Regions from separate parts of the Homo sapiens genome. Here region 2 is linked to region 1. The links are chromatin loops, found by intact Hi-C in ENCODE. Cell type or tissue: gastrocnemius medialis. All regions are shown on one strand.

What was found. Hi-C counts contacts between places; a loop is a spot of excess contacts. Peaks named below come from ENCODE experiments on the same cell type or tissue, not always from the same donor. Only the 100,000 strongest peaks of a DNase experiment are listed, where the experiment ranks them.
Region 2: it touches region 1 in a loop (3-fold over the local background); 2 of 110 quality-filtered maps call a loop at or near these places.

What each region holds. Positions count from the first base shown.
Region 1 is chr7:106,172,690-106,180,689 of GRCh38, reverse strand. No RefSeq gene overlaps it. Among named protein-coding and RNA genes, the nearest start is that of SYPL1, 64 kb to the right of the region's middle. RefSeq lists a silencer at 3,806-3,945. In gastrocnemius medialis, a CTCF peak has its summit at 3,835 (motif pointing left); DNase peaks (open chromatin) are centred at 2,729 and 3,839; H3K27ac peaks cover 2,062 bases.
Region 2 is chr7:106,420,844-106,428,843 of GRCh38, reverse strand. No RefSeq gene overlaps it. Among named protein-coding and RNA genes, the nearest start is that of NAMPT-AS1, 140 kb to the right of the region's middle. RefSeq lists enhancers at 3,407-3,506, 2,890-4,089. In gastrocnemius medialis, no CTCF peak of the experiment used is centred here; DNase peaks (open chromatin) are centred at 3,673, 5,498, 7,203, 7,523 and 1 weaker place; H3K27ac peaks cover 2,781 bases.

The DNA.
Region 1 (8,000 bases):
CTTATTAATTTATTAGAGACAGGGTCTCACTCTGCTGCCCAGGCTATAGTGTAGTGGGGTGATCACAGCTCATTGCAGCCTCAAATTCCTGGGTTCAAGCAATCCTCCCTCCTTGACCTCCCAAAGTGCTGGGATTACAGGCATGAGCCACCATGCTGGCCCAAGTGTTGCTTGCTGATGGCTCACAAATCCTCCTTTCTAGGAAGCCTGCTTCTAATTAAGGAGCTGCTTGCCCAAGGTCTGCTCCCATCCCTGAGGCAGCCACTATGTCCCCATAACTGGTGGATGAAGAGGGTGTAAAGCTCAGCCCCACTGCCTCAATTCAGGACCTCTGAAGAGCCACCCTGACTCCCCACGGGGCTTCCCCAGTCCACATGCAATACAGCTGCATGCAAATCTCTGACTCTCAGTATGTTTCCCAGGTCCCAGTGCAAGCCCCATCTACTCGGCACCCCTCACCCCACCCCAACCTTACCCCTACCCACATTGGGTCCCTTCCCCTGCATTAGCCTCAGAAAACTGGATACTCAGAGACCTTTGTGGGTCTGAGCCTCAAGAACACAGCGGCTGAGGCACAAAAGAGGGAGCCCTCACTGTCTCTGGCCCCACACAGAGGTGACGCTGCTGCCACAGTCACAGCAGTCAGCCGGACACTCCACATGCTCCGCGTGCTCCTCAGTCTGCAGGACAGTTGCCAAAACAATCAACCCAGGTGTTTGCTCTGAAGAAGAAAATATGCAGCGCTCCCGCTTCATAGTCACACAGGCGGAGCGAGAAGCCAGGAGGGTCCCACCCAGGGAAGGGCTGCTTTCTTACCCAGCTGGGTTCTGCCCAGAGGCCAAAATGTCCCACCCTATACTCAGGAAGCTCTCAGAGACATTGGTTCCAAGAAATGCAGGGTAAGGAACAATGGTTTAACTGATGCTTTTCTTCTTCCATTCATTCAACCAACATTCGCTTGAGCTTCCACTGTGTTGGGCTCTGGCGTAATCTGGGGGACCCAAGGGGGACTAAAACAGAATCCTTTTCATCAAGAGGTTTACAATCTGGTGCAGGAGATGGACATGAAATAGGCAGTCCCAGGAAGTCCTGCGAGAGGCAGTATGCACAGTAGTGAAGAACTTGGGCTCTGGAGCCAGAACACCCAGCTTCAATTCCTGCAGGACCTTGGGCAAGTCACTTACCTCTCTGAGTCTCAGCGTCCTCATCTGTGAAATGGGGATGATAGCAGTGCCTACCTCACACAAGGTCTAAATGAGTTAATACCTGAGAAGTGTTTACAATAGTGCCTGGTGGGCCCAACACAGTGGCTCACACCTATAATTTCAGCACTTTGGGAGGTCAAGGCAGGGATCGCTTGCACCCAGGAGTTGGAGCCCACCCTGGCAACATAGTGGGACCTCGTATCTACAAAAAATGGAAAATTAGCCAGGCATGGTGGCATGTGCCTCTAGTCCCAGCTACCCAGAAGGCTGAAGCAGGAGGATCGATTGAGCCCAGGGAAGTTGAGGCTGAAGTGAGCTGTGATCATGCCACCACACTCCAGCCTGGGTGACAGAGCGAGGCCCTGTCTCAAACAAATAAAATGAAATAGTGCCTGGTACAGAATCCTGATTGTTAGGTATTGTGAATATTGGCGTGAAAGAGAGAAGGGTGCTGAGGACTCATATCAGGAGGTCAGGGTTCCAGCCATGAAACTTACAACCTCTGAGGGCTACAGCTTGCCTGTCTGTAACATGAGCAGATCCAAACAAAGGATCCCTACAGCCCTTCTAGTGTTGGAGCTGTGGGCTAGAGGTGCCACCCACTGGGCACCTACTAAAGTAGTAGTCAGGGGAACATCTCCTGCCTTGGACATGTAGGATTTAGGGAGAAAGGGAGGACTTTGCTTCACTTGGCTTCACAGGAGGTTTGATGATGGCTGACAGCCTGTTGCCAAGGACATCAGCTGAGGATAGGCAGGATGGTTCATGCCCAGGCAGGCACCTCCTCCATCCCAGGGCCCCAGGACCTAGGGGCTACAACCCCCCTCCACATGCATCTCCTCTCCTCTCCTCCCCTCAAGGCCGCCTGCCCCATCTCTGGACCCACATTCCTCTTCTCTTTGTAAATGCCACTGACAGCCTGCAGTTTTGCACACGCATCTGCTTGCTTGGCCAGAGGGACTATCGACTCCACAGCACACATCAGCAGGGAACTTTCAGAGGTCATGGGCCAAGGCTTTGGGGAACATAGTCCTGTTGGTGAATGCCCATGTCAGGAAAGGACACTGAATGACAGACACATGAACGCTGGAGCTCAGAGCAAGGCTGGTGGCTCCCCAAAACAGTGGCTTGGGAGAGAACAGGCCAGCTGGCAGCACTTCACTGTGTGATGCAGACTGTACCCTCTGCTAGGCCACCAACCAGAGGGGCATTCCTGGCTGTGGAGAAGGGAGGAATGATGGAGCAAATTCAGAGGGATCCCAGGATCTATTTTGTGTTGTCTTATTCTCTGCCAGTTCTTGCCTTCTCTCTCTTCTCCTCATCTTCAGTTAAGAAAAATGGAAGCACAGTGTGGGGGGTAGCCAAGACCTTGGACCAACCTGGATGCTAATTTCAATCCACAACACTGGACGTAAGCCCTGGCCAGCAGTCCTCAGCTACTTTCAGCTCAGCCACCCGAGGCTCCTAGGGCTGAAAATACCCGAGCATCTGATGAAGCAGCTGCAGGTTAAATTTAGCCCTGGCGAACCTGGGACTGATCTGGGTGCTAGAAGCAGCAGAGCAGACTGACTGACGCACCCAACACAGGTGTGAGGGCCAATGATGGCACCTGGGAGGGAAGCACCTGGGAGGGAAGTGGAGCAAGGGAAAGAGACAGAGCAGGGCCCAAAGCCAGTTCTCATCTTGCAGGAGTGTGACAGGACCCGTCAGCCCGGCACTGCTGTTAGCGGATGCCAGGCAGGTAGCATCAACGAGCAAAGCAGAAAGATGTACAGAAAGGGGAAGGGTGGGATTGTGATAAACTGCAAAGCAGATGTCCCACCTAAAACCACTGGAATAGCCTGGGCGACAGAAGGAGACTCTGTCTCTAAATAAACAACAAAACCACTGGAATTTAGGTTTTTAAATAACATCATGTTAGCCAAATAAAATCCTGCATTTGATCTGCAGACTCTTAGTGTGATACCCTGGCCTAGTTGAATGGAGAAGCCAACCCCATGGCCACTATTTCACCATCAGCTATTTCATTCTTTGTTTCTTCAGAGTCTCCTGTTAAAATCCAAACAGACCTCGGGCTTTGAGCTTTCTTAGCTAACTCGGTTATTCTTACTGATCTCTTTAAAGAAGGAAGAAAGGGGAAACAATCAGCGTGCATGAATAAATTAACTGGTAAATTAGCACCTAATATGTTCAGAATCAACTATTTGTTACCTGTATTGAGCAGCAGTTACTGAATGCAAAGAATTCCACTCAACTGGGGTTGGAGTCAGACAGGCTTTGGTCTCAATCCTGGCTCTGCCATCACTGGGAAACTAATTAACTTCCCCAAACTGCAGCTTCCTCTGCGTAGGGTGGAAATCATATGCCTTTCTTGGATTGTTATGAAGATTAAATGAAATAACCCAGGACAGTGTTCGACATGAGATAATTCATGCTCAGTAAATGGTGGATGAACTTTAATCATCTGAAAGCCAGGTTCTGTGGGACAGGGACTAAGAGTGGAAGGGGAAGAAGGCAGTGGGAGAGCCCTTCACCAGCTCACAGCTTTCCTGGAGCCGGCATTCCAGCCCGGGTCAGGCCTCATGCAGAATCAGAGGGCTTCGGAGCCACGTGGGGCCACACTGCCCCCCTGTGCCCATTTGCCACACTGCGGCTGCATTCATGCAAAGCTGCCATTTGAGATGCAGAATCCGGCCAGAAGACCACGACTTCACCATTGTCTCTACTCCGCTGGAACCCCTCCCTGCTGTCTTGTGCTGAGCTGGGTGGTTGTGGAAGCCAATTATCTAAGACTGCAATAACCTGTGTTGTCCAGTCACCCAAGCAAGCTACCCCCACACTGGGGAGCACATGTCCAACTTCCCTGAGCCAGCACTCACCCACAGATGGCCAGGTACTGCAATCACCTGGATAGATTTGGAAATAAATACCCACTGACACCCATCCAGACCTACAGAATCAAAACCTCTGAGGATGGGTCTGGGGGATCCATATAAAAAGAAAAACCTTCCCAAAGGAACTTACATTCAGCCGATTTTGAAAACATACTGCTTTAACCCCTTACTGGGCTGCTCTGCAATACCTCTTCGGTCTGACTTGGTTTTGTAAGTGACACAAGCAGAAAAACACTGTGCTCTCTGCACTGAAAATGAGTATTCCCATGGAGCTGGAGAAGCAAGGAGGTAAGGAGTAGATGAAAGGAAGCAGACAGAGCAGGAGGTAGAAAAAAGGAGATCCTGAGGAAGACACAGAAAGGAAGGAAAACAGGCACAGAGAGAGAAAGAAATGGGAAAGAAGAGGAAAGGGAGGAGAACAGAGGGAGGGAAGGGGGAGAGAGATATAAAGAAATACATGAGAAAGATGCAGCACACTCCTAAACTCATGATAGCATTTGCTAGGGCAGTGATAACCTACGCCAAAACAATAGACATATAGTAGATTAAGAAAAAAAGTATTTCAATGTAGGCATAGGATTCATACCTACAATATGCAAAAAAAGGTTCTACATATTGACAAGGATATAAAAAACGCAATGGAGAAATGAGCAAAGACATGGAGAGAAGATCCAAGTAGCCAAGACATGAAAAAGTGTTCAGCTCACTAGCAGTTTGGGAAATGCAGATCATTATTGTATACCTATACTTACTGGCAAAAATCAGAAAGCCACTTACTTATAGCTGAGTGGGATGTAGGGGAAAGGATTTCTTTAAATCTTGATGGCAAAAAATATAAATTGTTACTGAACTTTGAAAAGCTATCTGACGTCATCTAACAAAATTTACCACTCAATCAATCCACCTGCTCCATTCTGGGGACTTGATGCTCTCAAGATAAAAGCACCAGGACACATCAATATTTGCACAAGAATGCTAATTGCAGCATTGTTCCCAGTAGCAAAAACACCAGTACAAAGAAAAAGGCCATTAATAGGGTACTGTTGAATAAACACTGATAGATCTAGCCCATTCAATATGGCTTTATACAGCAATTAAATGGAATGAATAGAGCCATATTGGAGTTGAAATTTAAGGAATGAGGTACTGTGTGGAAAACAATCATTAAAAATATAGGGTAAAAGTGTTCATAATATTGCTCCATTTTTGTAAAACAACATAATGATAGAAATTTCTGTTGTGTATATGTGTACGTGTGTGTGCAGGGCTGGCATTCAGCCAGTGTACACTGATAAAACCATATTGGACATTTTAGCAAGCGTTCACTGTGTTTGGTTGGTGCTGTGCATACTGCAGCCAGTACGTATTTGCTACATATTTTGAATGTCATTCCTGCAATATATGCATTCATATTATTGTATATAAGTATATAATAAATATGGAGAAAATATAGATGGCTGCATTGTAGGCTGTTAACATGGATTACTTGGAAAGGAAAGGAGACTTCTTTAGGTAGGATAAGGGAAAATAAAAGAGGGGATAACCGATCTAATAAGGAAAAGACAAAGACAGCAGGAAAACCTGTGTAACACAATCATAAATATGCTATGCACTTCTGTAAAAATATATATATGTTTCCAAGTATATAGCATTTTGAAAATATAAATGTGAGAAGCTTGTATTAGTCAGCAATTGTTGCAATCATGCCATGTAACAACCCAAACCCAAAAATCTCGGCAAGTACAATAAAAGCATGTATTTCTCACTCACGGATCAGTGGGTTGGCTGGTGTGACTGCTTTAGGCTGTGGGTCAGGCTCCCTGTGTCTCTCATTCTGAACCAGAACCACCTGGGGCATGCTCTTCTCATGGAAAATGGCAGTGGCACAGGAGGGAAGCTAAGCCATACAAGCACACGTAAAGCCTCTGCTCATGCCTCATTCACTTGCACTCTGATGTCTGAAGGAAGTCACATGGCCAACCCAACATCAGTGGGATAATATGTTCTTCCCATAAAGGGGTGGCGGGGGTATGGGAGAGGGAGAGCAAATGCTTGCTAAATGAAAATACAGTCTCCCCCAGAATCCTGTGGAAAGCTGGGCAAGAGAGGATGATTGTACCATGGAGAGAGCTCTCTTGGGGAAAAAAAAAAAAGAGAGAGAGACAAGTGAAGACAATGCCAAGGGCATGTTGTACAAATGGCCTAGTCAGTTGAAGAACACAGATAGCCCTGTCCTGACACATCGTCACAACAGATGAGATACCTGTTGGGGAAAGGGTGTAAATTGGTGCAACATTTTTGGAAAGCTGTTTAATAATATCGCTTAAAATATAAAATGCACAAACTTTAAAAACAATCTACAATTTCCTCCTGGAATGGAACCTTATCTGTGGATATACTAGCCAAATGATATCAAGTAAGGCAATGTTTATAGTAGGAAACAAAAACTAGGAAAAAAACTAAATATCAGAAGAATATGGTTAAATAAATCATACTATATCCATAAAATGTAACATTCTGCAGTTGTTAAAAACAAAATACTAGCACTCTATATGTGCACATATCTAGAAATATCAAGATATATTAAGTTTAAAATGAAAATTCAAAAAAATGAGCAAAGAATATAAACAGGCAAGTCATCAAAGAAAACTCAAATTGTCAATGAATATAAAACATGCTCTTCTTCACTAGTGAGTAGGAATTTCTAATTACAAAAACAGTAAGATAGCATTCCACCCTCAGAAAAATTCATTTAAAAAATCTGATCATACCAAGTACTGGCAAAAATGTGGAAAAGCAGAAACTCTTCCGTGGTAGCAATAGCATCATTCGCAAGTAGTAAAGGAAACTGCGTCTTGAAACTTCTGCTCAACAAAGGGACAGCTAATGATATAGAAGGACCTTTTGTTTTCTTTTTTCTTTTGGAGACAGAGTTTCCCTCTGTCGCCCGGGCTGGAGTGCAATGGAGTGATCTCAGCTCACTGCAACCTCCACCTCCTGAGTTCAACTGATTCTCCTGCCTCAGCCTCCCAAGTAGCTGGGATTACAGGCATGCACCACCATGCCCAGCTAATTCTTGTATTTTTAGTAGAGATGGGGTTTCACTATGTTGGCCAGACTGGTCCTGAACTCCTGACCTCAAACGATCTGCCCTCCTTGGCCTCCCAAAATGCAAGTATTACAGATGTGAGCCACTGCTTCCAGCCTGTTTTCTTTTTATGATAATTATAATAATGTAGATATAGGCTGTGAATTTTAAAAAAGCATTTAGAAAAGGCTTTCATGGCATCCAGGTGGGGAATATAGAGCTATGTGGGTTGAAGATTAGAACGATTAGGAGCATCCATAGCTGGCTAAAAAAAGGAAGTACAGATTGATTATCCAGCAAGTGTGAGCCAAAAGGGGTCTCTACTGGTGTGCCAAGGGTCTCTAGACTAGACTCTTGCAATGTCTCAACTGACAAGATGGATGGCCTGGTCATCAAATGGTCAAATTATTCATCCAGCATAGTGCACATCCAACCAATCTACTGGGCAAAGGCAAAAAAAATTCAAAAAGACCGGGCAGATAAAATGAATATGTCCACAAACAACAAAACGAGTGTCAAAGGCATCAATGTGAAGCCAAGTGTTTGAGTACAAATATTCACTGGGACAAGTGCAGAGTCAGAGATATGAGGTTTGTCAACAGTCCATGTAAAAAAGAACTGGGAGGGTTTTTCACTCATTAAAAGATCAATTTAAGTCAACAATATATGTGTCTACCAAAAGTAAAAATAAAAATCTATACAGACTAAGCTATGTCATTAGAAGAGTTCAGAAGTTGTTGAAGTAATTACATCATTACATGAGGTGTCTGTTCAGATTTGGTTTCTGCCTTTTTTTTTTTTTGGAGACGGTCA
Region 2 (8,000 bases), 250 kb before region 1:
GTTCTATAAACTGCAAATTCTAATTGTTATTGCTGTTAAAGTGACCTTCGGCTTATGTAACTAGAAAAGTGCCTAACACACTATTAAACAAAAAAGAAATGTGAGTTATGGGAGTTACTAAGTAAGAAGAGTGAAGGAGCAAATACAGAGGTATCCCAAGCTCTTTACTCGAGGTTCCTACCAATGTAAGATTTACCTAATACATTTCACATGTTCCTACTCTGTTCCATATTCAGATAGATTCAAATGAGGTAAATAGTGGTAGAAGAGATATTTTTAAAGTAGCTTACTTGAAGAATTTATTGAGGCCATCCCTTTGAAAGGAGAGAGCTAGGGGAAGATTTATTTGCCTATGCAATGTAACCCCATTCATGGACTTAACTGCCTTTGGCTTTTTCCATTGTTTGACAAAATATTTGAACAGAAGTTGGGTGGGAAATCTTTAGAAATCAGAAAATGGGGTTCTCTTGCCTTAAAAGCATGTAAACTGTGATGAAAATAGAGCAAGGCAAATCACATTCTGTCATAAAGAATCAAACAGGCATAGCGTACCACAGAATCAACAGCCACCCTGATCATAGATTAACTGGATAGAGGTCAGGCAGCACCAACCTAGGAAGCTTTCATTTCATTACAACTTACTTCACTTCAGTAAGCCCTTACAGATCCTGTGATAGGCAGAACCAGGCATGTGCTAGGCCATGGGGCTACAGGGATGGTGAGGGTGAAAGACAAGGAGATTAACAGTGAGAACACAGTGGCATCAAGAGAGGTGCACAAGAGTGTTCACAGAGTGTAGAGAATGGGTGCAAATGAAAGGTGCCTGAGTCCGCTTGCAGGGAAAGAGAAAGAGGGTCAATGCAGTTTTCAAAACAACAACAAACAACAACAACAACAGATGCATCACCAAAAGTCTGGTGGATAAGCAGGCATTAGTTGGATGGAGTGGAGGGGCGGGGGTATTTCAGGCTAGAGAGAACAGCCTGGGCATTTGTCTAGAGGTGGGAGGAGGCCTGATACTTTGGAGGAATTGCAAGAAGGTCAGTGTTAGGGAGCAAGGGGAGTGAAGGGGGCAGGGATATGGTGGGAGAGGGGGTTGCAGCTGCGAGACCTGATGGGGCAGGACGGTAAAGAGCCGTCCATTTGGATGCATGCATTTGAACTTGCCTATGGGAAAAGGCAAGCCACAGAAGGATGTTAAGCAGTGGAGTGATGAGATGATATTAATGTTCTCTGTCTAGAAGATACCTCTGGCCATGGGATGTGAGAGAGTGGAAGACCGAGTGGGGCTGGATACATGCAGAAGCTGGAGCTCAGCTTGGAAATGATCATAGTGTTGAGTCCGGGAAGATGGATAAGGGCCTGTGGCAATGCAGTAGGAATAAACAGGTGGTGATGGACTTCCAGCAGGGACCCAACATGCTGGTGACCATTCATTTGGATGTGGAAGATGAAGGAGGAGATGGTCAAAGCAATAGCAGGTTTCTGCCTCAGGTGACCAGGTGGAAGGTTGTGCCATTTGCTGAAGAGAAAAAAAGGCTGGTGGAGAAAGTGGAGCCAAATTGGAAGAATAGAAACATGGTTGCTGGAGATAGCTGCTTGCAATGTTTTGTTTTTCTCTATTTATTTTGGGACATGGGATCCTTTTGTAATATTTTTACACATGAAAAGGGGTATAGTCCTCAAAGGCTGTTAGGACTGTCACATATGATTATGCAAGTCTTGCCGTGCAAAAGGGCTTCTGGCCCGGGAGAGAGCGAGGCTGACCTGCAGCCTGTGCGAGGCTCCTTGGGAGTGTACGGACAGGGTTGCATCTGCCTGGGAAAGGGGTACCCATGAGGATGCTTCCCATCACCTCTCTGGACCCACTTCCCACCCTCCTCTGTGCCCTGGCTGGCTGGCCTGTGTGGATGACATGGCCCACCCCCCTCCCTCCAGCACCTGGCTGAGTTCCACCGTTGGGGGTGCTGGCAGGAGAGCAAAGGGAAGAGCGTTTCTCTTGGCTCCTCTCCTTACTGAGGGCCATTGATTGTCTCTCTCCCTTTCTGAAGGTCACAGCTTCCAAAGCTACAGTTCTTGCTTTGTCTCAGTACAGGGCTCTCTCTCTCCTTGTCTCTCAGGGCTCCCCACTGTTGCTAGCCCCAGGATACCATACCATTCCTTGCAGGTTTGCCTAAATCCCACCCACGTCTTTGTAAATGGTGCCTTCCCCTCACACTTTCCTTCATTATCCACTTTGACTGTGTCATCTGTTTCCCGCCAGGACCAGGACTGATATTGAATATTTTTCTAATTAACACAAGGCAACATCTTCATTCACTTCCCCATGCACCTGTGAAGCTGTGACTACCATCGGGACGCCTGTTTCTAGTTCTCAGGAAGGTGCTGTGTTAAGCGAAGGGCCCTCTGGGTTCTGAAACTCTGGGGGCCTTGATTCCTCTGCAAGTGGGAGCCAGATTGGCTTTTCAGTCTCACCCAAACTTTGAGCTAGAAGGGAAGAGGGAGGAGAGTGGGGAAGGGAAAGGTGTCAGAGTCAGCGGACCCTGAGGAGAGGCACTGTGGATTATCAGTGTGAGGTATTAACATCACCCCTCCAGCCTTCACTGGGAATTGGGAGTCGACACTTGGGAATGTTTGAGTGCAGGTAAGGCAGGTGTCCCTACTCCACCAGAATGATCTGCTCCCCTTCTTCAAGTTTCTCGGTTTCTTACCCAACCATCCCCTTCCCCTACCCTGGCTATATGTAGCTGTTTCTAATTTTCTTTAATTTAACAAGGACTCAGTAAAAGAGAATATTTTCGTTAAACTTTCAGGTTTAACAAGATATTGTGAAAGCCATTGATCTCCACTCTATCACGCTGGAGAAGTAGGGAAATACCTATTTGTAAAATGTGCGTGTCTGCCTGTTGACACCCAGTTGTTGGCTTATTTGTTCATTCATTTATTTATGCATCTATTATTTATTCATTCATCAAATAGCTGTCAAATGCTATCTAAGACTTGATTGTTGTATTTATCCTCAGCTGGACCCTTCTATCCCCTCCTAAAGGAAGAGGAAGGAGGCATGCAAGGCACACAGCAAGGTGGGCTGATGCCAAGCTAGAACAAGGAAAGTGCAGTTGGAGGACATGTGTGGTGGGACCTGTAGCTGACCTTTCCCCTCCCTGCAGCCAGACTTTGCCCTCCCTGCAGCCAGGCCTGGGCCACACGGGTAGGAATACCCTGGCAGTTCACATTCTCACTCAGTCTCACACTCACTTTGTACTCTGATGCTGACATGAAGTGGCTCTGCTGGCAGCCCACGTGTTTCCAGATACTTGACCCAGCTGCAGGTATGAAGGCCTTACCTCCTGGCAAATGTGAAACAAAAGTCGAAGGAGACAAAGAGCCTGTGAGCTTGTTCCCCACTCCTTTCCATACTCAGCTGATGACTCAATTCACCACCAAGGGTGAGCATGAGGGATCTGTCCGTTCATATTCATCTTCCACCCTTTCCAGGCTTTGGATGTGTGGAGCTGTGCTAATTTGGAGTTGCTGAGCTACAGGACAGTGTTAAGAGAGGCTCTGGCATCTCAGATTTATTGCTTGAATACTTGAAATCCTTATTACAGGAAGTTACACAGCTTGCTTCCAAGCAGCACATGTAAAATTGCAGTTTGACGTTCTGGGGAAATCCCAAGCGTCACGCTGTTTCACCAGAGTGATAAATTGACAAGGGGCCAGTGTTCTGATGAAATCTTGCTTCTGTTTGCCTGCCTTCCCCATGAGTTCTCTAGTTTCCTAAGAGCCAAGAGTGAGCAAATAGGCTCTTACTCATTTTAGAACATTAGTCTTCTAATTTGCATACTTTCTTTCTACATCTAGTTATTGGTACTTGAACGGAAGTGGAGGAGTCTGTCCTAACATATTCCTCTGCCCTCCCCATCCCATCATGATTGAGAAAGAGAGAGAGAGAGAGAGATTGGAACTTGGGTTAGGAACTACTTTCCAGAATCTTTTATTTTCTTCTTTTTACTTATCTACCTTCCTTCCCTTTTTCTTTTCATTCCATTTCTCTCTCCCTCTTTTATTCAGTAATTTATCCAATTACCCATTCATTACTTTGTACCTGGAACCTGAGCTTAAGATAGCTGTGTCCTCTTCCTCTCCCTGATTAGGATTTAGATGTAAGTCTGTGAATGCCAGGATGATGTGTGGCTCAACCTACCTGTGGGTCTGCATACCTGAGTGATGGAGTCTCCTAGGAAAGACTCTCTTCACAGGAGGGGGAAATAGAAGCACCTACTAGGTTCAGTTGCACTGGACCAGGACTAGAATGGAGACTGGGGTGGTCCTGGTGGGGTTTGAGGAACAGCACAGTGCCTGTCACTCTGATGTCTTCTGGCCCAGCGCCCAGGGCCAGAAGTCCTGGGAAGTCCTGCGCCTGGGTCCTGAGATGAGGGTATTGGAATAAAAAACAAGTGTAAACAAAAATAGTTCATCACAAAAGCATCCCTAGGTTACAGGAAGCAGGGGGCAAGAGCAGCACCAGCCAGCCCCAAAAGCCAGGCTGATGTCAGTGTCCTTGACCCTGTGCAGATGCAGCTGTGTCATGGGTGGTGGTGGTGGGCACCTCCACTGTGCTCCAGCATAGACGTGCTGCTCTCTAAGGCTGCCTTGGTTGTCAGCAGCAATGGAGACCCCAGTCCCGTAAGCAGAGGCAGGTGAGGAAGAAGGTAGCAGGTGCCACACATAGCAGTGGGCAGTCATGCTCAGTATCTGTAAGATAATCCCTGGAGAATCCCAGACTTTAGGGGATGAGTTTGATGTGAGGATGTGTGTGGTTGGAGCAGCTGCAGAATGGATTTGGGTAAATCCAGAGAATGCTGTTTTGTATCTCTCACTAAGATTCTGTTTCACTCTAGGCAGAGGAATTTGAGAGACACAGGCTTTTACACGTGCCTTAAATCCAACTTACTTCCAAAAAGCACTTGTAGAAGCTTTATAGAAAGCCTCAATATAAAAGAGATAATTTTTTTAAAAAGAAGATGAACCACAGTCAAGAAATAAAGACTGGAAGGAAGGAAGGAAGGAAGGAAAGATGAGTGGTGTTTTACTAGAAAGCCTAGTCAAACAAATGTTTTTGCGTGGTTTGGAACTGTTATCTCTTCTGGGCTTAATTCCTAAGAAGACAAACTCTATGCCTAATCAAGACCTGAAAAAAAAAATGAAATTCAGTTATTTAGATGGCGATTCTATTTTGTTTTCTAAATGTATTACTGTACCAGGAAAGTTCTATAATTCTTCATGGTTAGAGAGCTGCCGGAAGTCATCAGACTTTATTTGAATACATTGTTGGAAAATCCTGATTATTAGTTCTGTGTCCCCAAGGCCACAAATGACCCCAAAATGCAGCTGCCTACATGTCAAGCTGGGGATTACACCGATAGCTGAGGGAGCTGGAAGTGTCCTGTACTCATGATCAGCACCTGCACCTGTCCTTCTCATTTTACCCTCACAATGATGCAGGGAGATGGGAGGGCCCGTACCGTTATCTCCACTCCACAAGTGAAGAAACCACAAGTCAGAGAGTTGTCCAAGACCATACTTAGGTGCAGGGCTGGTGTCGGAATACAGGCTCCGATTCTCAAATCCCAACTGCATAGGCCCTTTCCTGAACATAGGTCTGGAATAGTAACTTACCTAACTTTCTTACAAGCACCAGGAAATTCTGATGCTCACCCAAATGTAGGACTCTTAACCCCAACACCATCTGTCCCCACTTCCACTGAAGACTCAATGGATCATGGGGGCAGTTTTCCCCATGCTGTTCTCGTGATAGTGAAGGAGTGCTCACGAGATCTGATGCTTTTAAAAGTGGCAGTTTTTCCTGTGCTTTCATTCTCTCTCCTGCCACCTTGTAAAGAAGGTGACTGCTTCCCTTTCCTCCATGATTGCAAGTTTCCTGAGGCCTCTCTAGCCGTGCAGAACTATGAGTCAATTAAACCTCTTTCCTTTATAAATTACCCAGTCTCAGGCATTTCTTTATAGCAGTACAAAAACGGGCTAATACATTGAGTAAATTGCCCAGGATGATACAGCAAGGAAACAGGTTAGATGAGGTTGATGAATATTGGGCATCTGATGGCTAAAGGTGATTGGAGGACAAGAAGAAGAAGAAGAGGACATGGTCTCTGAACAGGGAGCACACAGCCTGATGATGAATCGGGGCAAGTTTCACAGAACAGTAGTTCTTTCTGCTTCATCCCTTTAGTTGTTTTGTAAGTCCAAAGTAAAAGGGTTCCATCCGACTGTACTGAGAGAGGGACTGGCACTAGATGGATTCTATTGACAACTGCAGCCAGAATTCAGACATCCAGAGTGGACACAGCACATCACAGCCCATGCCTGTGTGAGAGAGCCACCCCCCCCAACACCTACCCATGCCCACATTCACACCCACCCACAGGCACAAATAAAGTGCTAACCTCCTCCAGTGGGGACAGTACTGGGAAAATGCCAGCTGACCTGTGGTCTCCTTTGGCTCCTTAGAAATTCAAAACTGCTGTAATTAAACATTTCCAAGAATTTGTAATACCCTCAGAGTATTAGAGAAAGCACTAGAAGTTTCCTGAGGTAACAAAGCAGAGAATAGTGAGGGGAAGAAGACAAAACAGAGCATTGTAGGCAAGACAGTAGCACCGATTTGAGGGAAGAAATTGGCTTATGCCTTTGCGAGACTACTGGGAAGAGGCCTACGAGGGAATAGAGAAGAAAAAACATTTGTTAAGTACCACATATGTGCCTGATTCTGTGCTTTCATATATACCTGCTTTCATTCTCAAATAACTCTAGGTAGGTATTTTGGTTCTATTTTACAGGTAAGGAAACAGGCTTGGACAGGGCAGGTAATTCATCCAAAGTGACCCAGACAGTAAAAGAGAACCTGGACTTGAAACCCAGGTCTTTGAAGGCACAAACGTCCATGCCATCCCTATTGCATCCGTATGCATGTGTATCAGTATGTATCTTAACAAATGCGGCATTTAATAAGTTCCAGGTTCTGTTCTAAGTGCTTTACAAATATTAACTCATTTAATACCCACAACCACCCTAGGAAGTAAGTGCTAGTATTATTTTCAGTTAGCATAAGAGGAAATTGAATAACAAAGAGATTGTGTCATCTGCCCAGATCACATGTCTGCTGGCAAGCTGGCTGCTTGGCTGAGGGCTCATTCTTCCCGCTTTTACTCTGTGGGGCCTCTATGTGAGTGGAAGTGCTTATTTCTTGGGTTAGAGCCAATCCATCTCTCCAGCTTACAGTAAACTAAAAAGGGGAAAGCAGTAACTTGGAGGCTAGAAGATGCCAGAGGAAACATGTCCACCCAAGATCAGAGCACTCATTCTTGATAAGTAGCTCAGACTCAGCCATCCTTGAAACAGCCTTGGCTGCCTGGCAATGCATCAACACTTCAAGGCTATCTGACATGGCAAGAAATAATAACTCTCGACACCAAGATGACTGGTCAGCCCCAGGGCCTGAGGACTATGTCTGAAGGATCATCCCGGGCCCCTGGAGGCTGGAGGCACGAGGCGGATAAGCACTGGGCTGATGGCCAGGCCTTCCACTCACTGCCCCACACTCTCTCCTCAGGGAGAGTGCTTAGCAGCCTGGGCCACCGCTTATGTCTGAGAAATGCTGAGGCCTGGTCCAGGGCAGGGGCTTCCCCGTGGCTTCCCAAGGGAGACAAACAGAACCAGGGATTTATAATAAAAACCCAGGGGTTCAGAACATGTGGGCCAGAGATGTTCCATGTGAGCTGGGTCCTCAGCCCCGGGAGGAATGGCTGCTCCGCTCCAAGTGTGTGCTGAGATGAGAAACCACATGGAGCTGAAGAAAGAGCCTGAAGAAGCCCCATTACCCCAATTAGCCACATCCTCAGTGTTCCTCTTTTCCCGTGCTGCTTCTGTCTCACAGACATGCTGAGCTTGGGCACACATTATCTCCTTTGCTGACAGGC